2 separate regions of the Homo sapiens genome follow, and region 1 is linked to region 2. Evidence: chromatin loops called from intact Hi-C (ENCODE). Cell type or tissue: psoas muscle. All regions are shown on one strand. Region 1 overlaps STX17 (syntaxin 17). Region 2 overlaps SEC61B (SEC61 translocon subunit beta).

The links. A loop is a pair of places that touch in the nucleus more often than their neighbours do. Peaks named below come from ENCODE experiments on the same cell type or tissue, not always from the same donor. Only the 100,000 strongest peaks of a DNase experiment are listed, where the experiment ranks them.
Region 1: it touches region 2 in a loop (6-fold over the local background); 1 of 110 quality-filtered maps calls a loop at or near these places.

Annotation. Positions count from the first base shown.
Region 1 is chr9:99,950,574-99,955,573 of GRCh38, reverse strand. STX17 (syntaxin 17) reads right to left here. Exons shown (of 8, transcript NM_017919.3): 4 at 4,289-4,514. Among named protein-coding and RNA genes, the nearest start is that of STX17, 46 kb to the right of the region's middle. In psoas muscle, no CTCF peak of the experiment used is centred here; no DNase peak of the experiment used is centred here.
Region 2 is chr9:99,224,970-99,229,969 of GRCh38, reverse strand. SEC61B (SEC61 translocon subunit beta) reads right to left here. Exons shown (of 4, transcript NM_006808.3): 3 at 1,970-2,071. Among named protein-coding and RNA genes, the nearest start is that of SEC61B, 5.2 kb to the right of the region's middle. In psoas muscle, no CTCF peak of the experiment used is centred here; no DNase peak of the experiment used is centred here; H3K27ac peaks cover 1,626 bases.

The DNA of each region.
Region 1 (5,000 bases), 730 kb before region 2:
ACTAACCTTTACCACATAAGAAAAAGTTTTATTATAAATCTAAATTAATTCAAAAGCATTGCTGAAATGTTTTCCAGTTCTGATAGTTTAAAAATAGTGAAATTAATTTACTGATCATCTACATAAGCCTATCAAAATAAAATTACTTCTAAGCATGGCTTAACTTAGCTGCAAATGAAGACTTAAAAAAAATTAAAACCAATAGAAAATACATCTTCTGAATCATATAATACAAACCATCTACATGTTTCATAAAACTGTTCAGTACATGTATATACCTGTGATAAAAATCTAAATTTCATCAAATTCAATACGCTGGTCTGAAGTTCCCAGCAGTTTTAAGATTATATTCTTTTCTTTTGTGAATATTTGTTTAAAATGTAATAAGATTCTGTTCCTTTTGTGTTACTGAAGTGTGTGTCCTGAGAGTAAAGAAAGACAAAAATGGAGAGAAGCACTGATTCACTCTGTATGACTTGAATCACCTTTCTAAATACAAATCAGATTTGGAGGCTCCTCACTTCACTTGGTGGAAAGCAATATGCTAAAAATGAAACCAGACACACAAGTGAGACAGAAGGGAGTTTCTCAGATCAAGAAGATTGGCAGAGAAGATTTGCTTTAGGAACTCTCGGAATCTGGACAAAAGAAACAGCAAAATCATCACAGCTTCTCCCTAAACTTAATAAGCTTCTTTCATTCTCCAGAGAATATAAAACATCCTATTCTACTTGTTATTTCTATCTGTAAATGAAAAACTATTTTTGTATTTTTGATCTTACTCATGGAAATGTGGCAACATTGCTTCTGAATCTCTGCTGATGTTTCCAACCAATTTATTTAGAATCAGATTGAATTTGTAAAGTAAAAAGTATTTTAAGGCACTTAACTTCTATGCAATAAAACAGATTTTCCATATAGGCTGTTGCTACTATAATAAGTATCTAAAGCAAAAATAAGGAAAAACTGGAGAGCATAGAATAAAAACATGTAGAATGACAAAAACAGTCTACAGCTAGAAGACCAAATATGGAGCAAACTCAATTCCTACCCCACTATTAAAGTCTTATGTAAATTAGTTACTTGCTTTCCTTTCATTATTCATTTCCTTTTCCATTCTCTTATTTATTAATAATATTTCTGGACTTGAGGCAATATAGCAGAAACTCTCACACTTGGCGAAATACTCAGGCACTTGGTGAGACAGTAGTTTTTTAATTGCTTTATGTTGGCAGTGGATTAATAGTGAAAGCACACTATGACAAGCAGACTATTGAATTTGAAATTCTATACACTATTTTAGGTATAACCTAGGTATTGATTTTATTAATAGAATGACTGTCTCAACCAAATCAATACTAGTTATAGAGATTTAATTTTTTAGTTTTCTCCTAGTAATTAGGTCTTTAATAGCCCATTTGGTGAATTGAGAAGTTTGAGAATCAAGAGAATTGGGAAGTGAATTTCACCTGCTATTTCTTCTCCCTCATTCTCTGGCTCTGCTCCAATTTTTTCATTTCCTTTATGCACATACTTCTTCAAAATCTGCCGAAGTTTTTTTTTATATACCAATCAGCTTCCTATGGAGAAAGTTAATTGCCAGCAAACTGGGTAAACTGCCTTTTTCTATTAATAATAATCACCCAATTTCTCTGATGACATATAAGCCCAAAGTTGTTGATCCCGAACAGTTCTACTGGCAGTAAAACAAATAATGCAATAATAAAATGCAAATTAAAGCAAGTATTAGGATATTAAAATACTGTGAGAAAACTCTCAGATGAACTCCAAATTTTTGTTTGATAGGGGAATTGCTAGAGATAGGCAATTCAAAGCTAAGTAGCAAAAAGATTGATGTTAGTTACTCTTTCCAGAAAATCCAGGTTATCTTCACAGTTATTATTACCATCACAACTATCACAATGTCTGGGTACATAAGATGAGCCCTTAATCACATGCAACTATAAAACTCAGTTACTCCACATGTGCACATAAAGCATCAGTTTGCACTAAGTGATAAAAACGGCCTTCAACCTCACCAATATGGCAGCAATAACTATAGATGAACAGAATAATGAAACGGTAATTACAAACTATCAAAAAGCATTCTTCCCAAATACTTTTCAACCAAGGATTGAGTGCTAGCATCTCCTTCTCTCAAAAACATTTACAGTACTGGTTATCCACAGAGTGAGGTGGTTACAGTGCATGTGAAATTACAAAATTGTCTCTAAAAAGATATTTATGTATTTATGTTTATAAAACATTTAGGTCCATTATGTGCCAAGCATTGTGCTAGGTACTAAGGCTACAACAAAAGCAAGATTACCCAGAAACTCTGACTAGTGGCCTAAATGTTTCTTCCAAAAGCTTTTTTTAATCTCTCTGTAAATTACTGGATCATTAGCACTGAAAATATAAAATTAAAAATAATCTGGCTTTGGAGATAGTGATGCAGGAGTGCCCTGAGTAAATAAAAAAAGAAAAAATGGGCAGATGTAACATTTCTTTTTTTTTATTTTTATTCTTATTTTTATTTTATTGTTATTATACTTTAAGTTCTAGGGTACATGTGCACAATGTGCAGGTTAGTTACATATGTATACATGTGCCATGCTGGTGTGCTGCACCCATTAACTCATCATTTAGCTTAGGTATATCTCCTAATGCTATCCCTCCCCCCTCCCCCTACCCCACAACAGTCCCAAGTGTGATGTTCCCCTTCCTGTGTCCATGTGTTCTCATTGTTCAATTCCCACCTATGAGTGAGAACATGCAGTGTTTGGTTTTTTGTCCTTGCGATAGTTTACTGAGAATGATGATTTCCAATTTCATCCATGTCCCTACAAAGGACATGAACTCATCATTTTTTATGGCTGCATAGTATTCCATGGTGTATATGTGCCACATTTTCCTAATCCAGTCGATCATTGTTGGACATTTGGGTTGGTTCCAAGTCTTTGCTATTGTGAATACTGCCACAATAAACATACGTGTGCATGTGTCTTTATAGCAGCATGATTTATAGTCCTTTGGGTATATACCCAGTAATGGGATGGCTGGGTCAAATGATATTTCTAGTTCTAGATCCTTGAGGAATCGCCACACTGACTTCCACAATGGTTGAACTAGTTTACAGTCCCACCAACAGTGTAAAAGTGTTCTTATTTCTCCACATCCTCTCCAGCACCTGTTGTTTCCTGACTTTTTAATGATCGCCATTCTAACTGGTGTGAGATGGTATCTCACTGTGGTTTTGATTTGCATTTCTCTGATGGCCAGTGATGGTGAGCATTTTTTCATGTGTTTTTTGGCTGCATAAATGTCTTCTTTTGAGAAGTGTCTGTTCATGCTCTTCGCCCACTTTTTGTAACATCTCTAAGATTCTACTCTAATTTGTAACTTACTTATACTCCACCTTTTCCGTAAGGATTAAAGGTAGCTTAGAATAATTTATAAAATATAACAAGATGAGACAAGTTACTAACAAAAGAGAAACACTGAAACAAAAAAAGAAAACAAGGGCAGTAGTTATAAAACAAAGCTAGGATAGGTTTAAAAATCTGACTTTTGGTGGCTAAAAATTTTGGCTCTAAGCTTTCTAGTAAACAATTTAAGTAGGAAAACCTTATCAGTTATTCCATTGAATACCCAAAAGATTTTAAAAAAAAAGACCAACTACTTTGAAGTACTACTATGTATTAAGCCAAGAATATTTTCAGAATTAAAGACATTATTATAATGTGATCAGCAATTATCAATTACATCCTTAGAAGAGATGTAATGACAAATTTCACAGGGCTGTTTCTTAGAGTATCACTTCACAGAAGATGATGGCTTAACTCCCATTGTAGATTACTTAATGTTGTCAGTTATTCAGAGAACTTGGCTGAAAGATAGATCTAACATCCCCTCTGAAAATCAGAATGCTTAAGAAAAAAAAGCATGCCTGAAGAGGTCACCCCTGCACCTGGAAAGGAGTAAAGAGTACTTTGCAGACAAGAATGACATTATCCTTAGGAAATATATTTAAATTTCTCTTCAATAAATAGACAAACGGGTACTTTCCCTGAAGTCCCACTCCATAAGCATAGCCTTAAATTTTTTATTCTGCAAAATATCCAGGGTACACATTTCCAGGAACACTGATCAGGGTCCAAGGATTCAGCATATTGGGATAGTGAATGGTCTCTGAAGACCTATAGATAATTCAGTATCTACTCAAGGAGGTGATCTTTAATTAACTGCACTACTGTGACTGAGAATAAGACTTAGCACAATACATTACCACCAACAGTCATGGATCTGGTCAAAGGAGGCTGTAGCAAAGTTTCTTCATCATTAAATTGCTTCTTAAGTTCTTCTACAGATTCCAAATGGAGTTGGAGAAATTCTGCTGTTGCTGCTGATGCTTCTTCTTTAACAGGATCTATCATTCTCTTCAGAAGTACTAGGTCATCCTTTCGGACTTTCAAACAAAGTTTCTCAATTTCTCGGATATTGGATCGGAGTTGCTATAAAAGAAAAAAATCATTAATGCCACCATTTCTTAGTATAAGATATCTTTCTTTTCAGAAGTAATGTTATAATAGTTGTGGATGGAAATTATAACAAATATCTCCACAATAGAAGGTGTAGCATAATACTTTTACATTTTCCATGTCTCTGGCTGGCCAAATGCAGCATCTTTGGAACCCACATGCTCATACTTTGAATTTATTTAGCATTTTTCCTTCATTAAATGTGGTTATACAAAAATAAATGCTCTTCACAATAAATCAAACACTACAGAAGCATATGAAATAAAAATGATATTCTCACTTCACCTATCCCACCCCCTCTTAACTCAATACTCCCACACATTTCTCACGGCTCATGCACACATTTAACATATATAAGGCTTCTCCCTTTTTATTAAAAAATGGATTACATTATACACAGTAATCTATAATTTGCCATTCCATACTCAACAATATTATCCCTCCTGCTCAATGGTTACA
Region 2 (5,000 bases):
TTTTTTTTTCAAATTAAGATTTATTTAAAGACAACCTTCTGAATAAGACCTAGTATTTGCTAGCACACCAACGTGACTATAGCAAAAAATAATTTAATTGTATATTGTAAAACAACTAACAGTATAATTGGACTGTTTATAACACAAAGGATAAATGCTTAAGGTAATGGATACCCCACACACCCTGATATGATTATTACACATTGTATGCCTGTATCAAAACATCTCATATAACCCATAAATATATACACCTGTATACCCATAAAAATTAAAAATTAAAAGACAACCTTCTTGAGAAGGGTTTAAAATGAGTCCCCTGAAGAGCAATGGGCTACAGATGTTCTCTCTGAGGTTCCCTCTCATGCCTATAATCCCAGCACTTTGAGAGGCTGAGGCCAGGAGTTAGAAACCAGCCTGGGCAACACAGTGAGATTCTGCTTGTACAAAAAACTAGCCAGGCATGGTAGTGCGCACTTGTAGTCCCAACTACTCAGGACTAATTAATCCAAATTTATCCAATTTTGTCTCCTGGAGTAAAGATCACTTGAGCCCAGGAATTCAAGACTACAATGAGCTATGATCATGCCATTGCACTCCAGCCTGGGCGACAGAGCAAAACCCTGTCGCTAAAGGAGAAAAAAAAATTCTCTCTGAAATACTCAAACTACCTCCACCAAAGACCAAAAGGTTGGCAGTCAGGATACCCCCACCTCACATATCCCCAACCCCAAGAATTACTTCCTAGATATATTCTCACATTATCATATAAGTCTCCAATATAAGAGAAAACAAGAATTCCAGGGAAGGCTTTATAAACTAAATTTGTGATCCTTTTGTGACTTTGTAAACTAAAGTCAAGGTGCTGGTCAAATTAATTAAAACTAATTAAAATTATAAAAACTAATTAAAATTAATAAAAACTTTACAAATTTGTAAAGTTACAAATTTGTGACTTTGTAAACTAAAGTCAAGGTGCTGGTCAAATTAATTAAAACTAATCCAAATTAATTCAATTTTGTCTTTTTTATTTTAACTAGATGGACAATATGCAAAGAGCATAGGACTTAATCAGAATATCCAGTTCCACCTCTTGTTGTGTGTCTTTGAGCATGTCACTTTGCCTCTTTGAACCTGAGGTCCTCATCTACAAAATGGTAACATCTCTCACCTCACTGGATTGCTGGGCAGATCAAACTAGACAACAGACATTGAAAGTTCTTTGCAAAGTACAAAGTGCTATGTAAATCAGAGTTGCTGTTATTATTTCGAATCCTCATCCACCGAGTTTAGTCAGGAAACAGTTGTAGGCAGTGGTGTTCTGGAACCTAACAGAAATCTGTGGGATAAGATCTGCCACACAGCACCAGAAACCCTGAGCAAGGCATGGGGACAGGGGTCCCTGGACACCCATTTCCCATCACCTAATGAGCACTCCAATGCCTAAGAACTTGGAAAGTGGTATTACATGTTCACCCTCCTGAGTCTACTCACCACCCACCAAAGGCAAAGAGGCCAAGGAACTCCTGGTAACACAGCCTAATGGGAAAACCTCCATCAGGTTGTAGTAATATCAGCTTATGCCTTCAGGAGAACTTTGAAAAATCACCCAATTCCTATTCAAATGATTACTCCTATTTCTTGGTACGGGGCAAGATCACCAAATGAAGAGCAATTTCATCTAATTAAGCAGTTTTCCCTCCAGTTCTCTCTGTTCTCATTTATTTTGACATAGCTCCATGAAGAACTTCCTTTCCTTTCCCTCACTCCATGAAAAGATGTCATTCCCGGCCCTACAATGCCTAATCGGTTGATAAACAGGCAAACCAAACCCAGTCCGCCTGGCACAAATGAGGCTGTTGTGTACAGTAAATCGCATCAAGGCAAACGCTACTGGTGACAGAGACAGAGTGCTGCCACTGCTGCTCTGCTGCCACTGGACAGAAACACAAGGACTGTTCCTAAGACTTACACTTTGAGCCCAGGTGAATCTTCTGTGTAGAATCGCCACATCCCCCCGGTGCCTGCCGAGGTTGTGCGGCCTGCACTCCTTGTCCCACAGCTGGCATTTTTCCTGAAAGAGAGGAAAATGTTACAAATGGCCTTTTCTGGAAATTATTAGAATAGCATTATAACATATGCTACCATTATTACACAGTTAAGGAATCAAAAAAAAAAAACTTTCTTTGCTAGAATCCACCTAAATTCCTGCTTTTACTCCTTTGATCATGATAACCACAATGAACTAAGTGCCTACCTGATGCCAATGCATACAATAACCCTGAAAAGCAGTCACGATTTTTCCATTTTATAAATGAGGCAAATTGGCCTCAGAAAAGGTTAAGCAAAATATCTAAGACCCTGCAGCCAACAGGTGGCTGAACCTAGCTCTGACCCTGGAGCCCATCTGCATGCCCAAAACATCCAGCTGTGTCATGTGGACAAAGCATTTCACTTTCTCCTCACATGCATCTTTCATGAAGCCAAATAATAAATTCCTGTTTTAAAATGCCCTGAATCCATACAAGCTGATCTTAAAATGGCTACTTTAAAAGATGTATTTTAAAATTAGTATATTTACTGCAAACAGACAAAAACTTTAAGCTTTAATTATATCCAGGGCCCAAGATAGAGTATACACTTTATAAAAAATTACTTTGTTATGTGTTGTCACTAGTTTGTTTTTTTTTTTTTTTTTTTTTTTTTTGAGATGGAGTTTCGCTCTGTTGCCCAGGCTGGAGTACAGTAGTACAATTTCTGCTCACTGCAACCTCCGCCTCCTGGGTTCAAGCGATTCTTCTGCCTCAGCCTCCTGCTTAGCTGGGATTACAGGCGTGCGCCACCATGCCCAGCTAATTTTTGTATTTTTAGTAGAGACAGGGTTTCACCATACTGGCCAGGCTGGTCTTGAACTCCTGACCTCATGATCTGCCTGCTTTGGCCTCCCAAAGTGCTGGGATTACAGGTGCAAGCCACCGCACCTGGCCGTGTTTTCACTATTTTAATATAGTGATCACAGATCTTGCACAGAGAGGTAGAATGTAAAAAAAACGCAGGGAACACCCAACCAAAACACCCCTTGTGTCTCTCACAAGGGGATCAAGGCTTGTAAGATACACTATGTAATACACGCAGCCCTGGCAGACAGAAGCAGCCTAGCAGCACTTAGGACTCTGCTGCCAAGGAATAGGCCCAAGGAATCCTTTCTCTCCTCTTTGGGAGAAGCCCTCAGTCACCGGGGAACCCCACCCAGCAACTACCCTTCCCTGCAGTACTTCCCCAACCCCAGCTGCTCATCGTGCCCCATGTTGGAGTGGTACAATATGGGGGTAAGGGGCAAGTGGTGAGAAGTCACAAGCAATTTTCTTCAGACCATGTATCACCAACTCAGAAGTCCTAGTGGGGAGGAGAGGGGAAGCCTATCTCATTGCTGCCTGCACCATTCAGCATCAAATCCCAGTATACCCTCCCTCAAAATCTCATTCCAGTATCTGTGGGCTGATGATTCTGGATTTTTGAAAAAGGGAAGGGCATATACGGAAAAGAAGAGAAGTGAAAACCCTATCCCTACCATCTCTTCTTGCTTTCCTCCCCATTCTGGTCCTCATGCCTCCTTTACCCAACCACGGTCTTTACTCCACATTCTGAATGCAGGAAGCACTGTCTACAGCACGGGGAGCCTGCCCTGCTACATGACGGAGTGGGAGAGTGCAGTCCTGGTTCTAACAGGAAGAGCTGTGTTCATGCCAGAACTTTGAAAGCAATCAGTGCCAAACCATGATTTGGGTCTATTGTACTACAAGGATTATATTTCAGACACATTAATTATGGACTACGTGGTAGCCTGGGAACTTAAAACTTCATTGTGTGACCATTCCTATGGGAAAACTGATTGTAAATGGCAAAACATAACTGTACAGGGATTTACAGAAAGATTCATGCCCTTAGAAAAGGTTTCACACACACAGATATATGTCATTCCATCTGTGGGGTATGCAGCTGAAATCTTCCTCCTTGTTCATTGAAAAGGATTTTAAGCTAGAAGATAAACCCAGTGTGAACATATTATAGTCATGGACTGAGCCAGGACTTGGACGCATGCACTTCCTACTATTTCCACAATATCACACCTCCAGTTCCTGACTTCAAAGTTTCCTGGAATTACAGGAGCCCCAGAGGAGTCAGGCTGGCTTCTCTTAAGATTTCTTATTTCTGCTGGCGCATGGAACATAGAAGAGTATTTGAAAACCAGAGCCCCTAGAAATACTAAAGTGTACTCAAAATACTTCCCATTCCCTAGGGGTAGCTAGGTAAAGGTTAATAAAACACATTGAATCTCTCAAATTTGTATTTGGGGGCTATTTTACCCTTTCTTTCTGGCCACTGTGTAACTGTCTCTCCCTTCTATACCTCAACACAATGGTTTTCAAAACTAACCAGTTACACACTTGGTTCTAACATGGTGCTTCTGTTGCTCCTCAAAGCCAACCTCATCGACCTCAGAATCTTCATACTTACCCACTCCTTTTGCCTAGGAGGCCTATTCGTCCCCAAACCATTGTGTGATTTGCTCTCTTGCTTCTTTCAGGTATCTACTCAGGTATTACCTACTGTGAACACCCTATCTAAAACAACTACCTACCTTTGCCCTATCCCCACCACTCTCTATCCCCCACCCAGCTTTATTTATCTTCATAGCCCTTATTGCCTGAAATTACATTGTCTTATTTTCCTTGCGTTTGATCTCCCACACTGGAATATAAGGTTCATGAGTACAAACCTTGCCTACCTTGTTCACAGACCCATCTTCGGAGATGAAACAGCATTTGGCATGTAGTAGACCTCAATACCTTGATGTCTATACATTGGTGGCTATTCCGCCATCTTAATATCCCTGATTCCCATTAATCCTGCTAGAACACTATGTGGCACTTCACACCTTTACAGTTTATAAAGCATTATTGCTCCTCACAGCAAGTTCCTTTTATATTGTATTTAGGAGA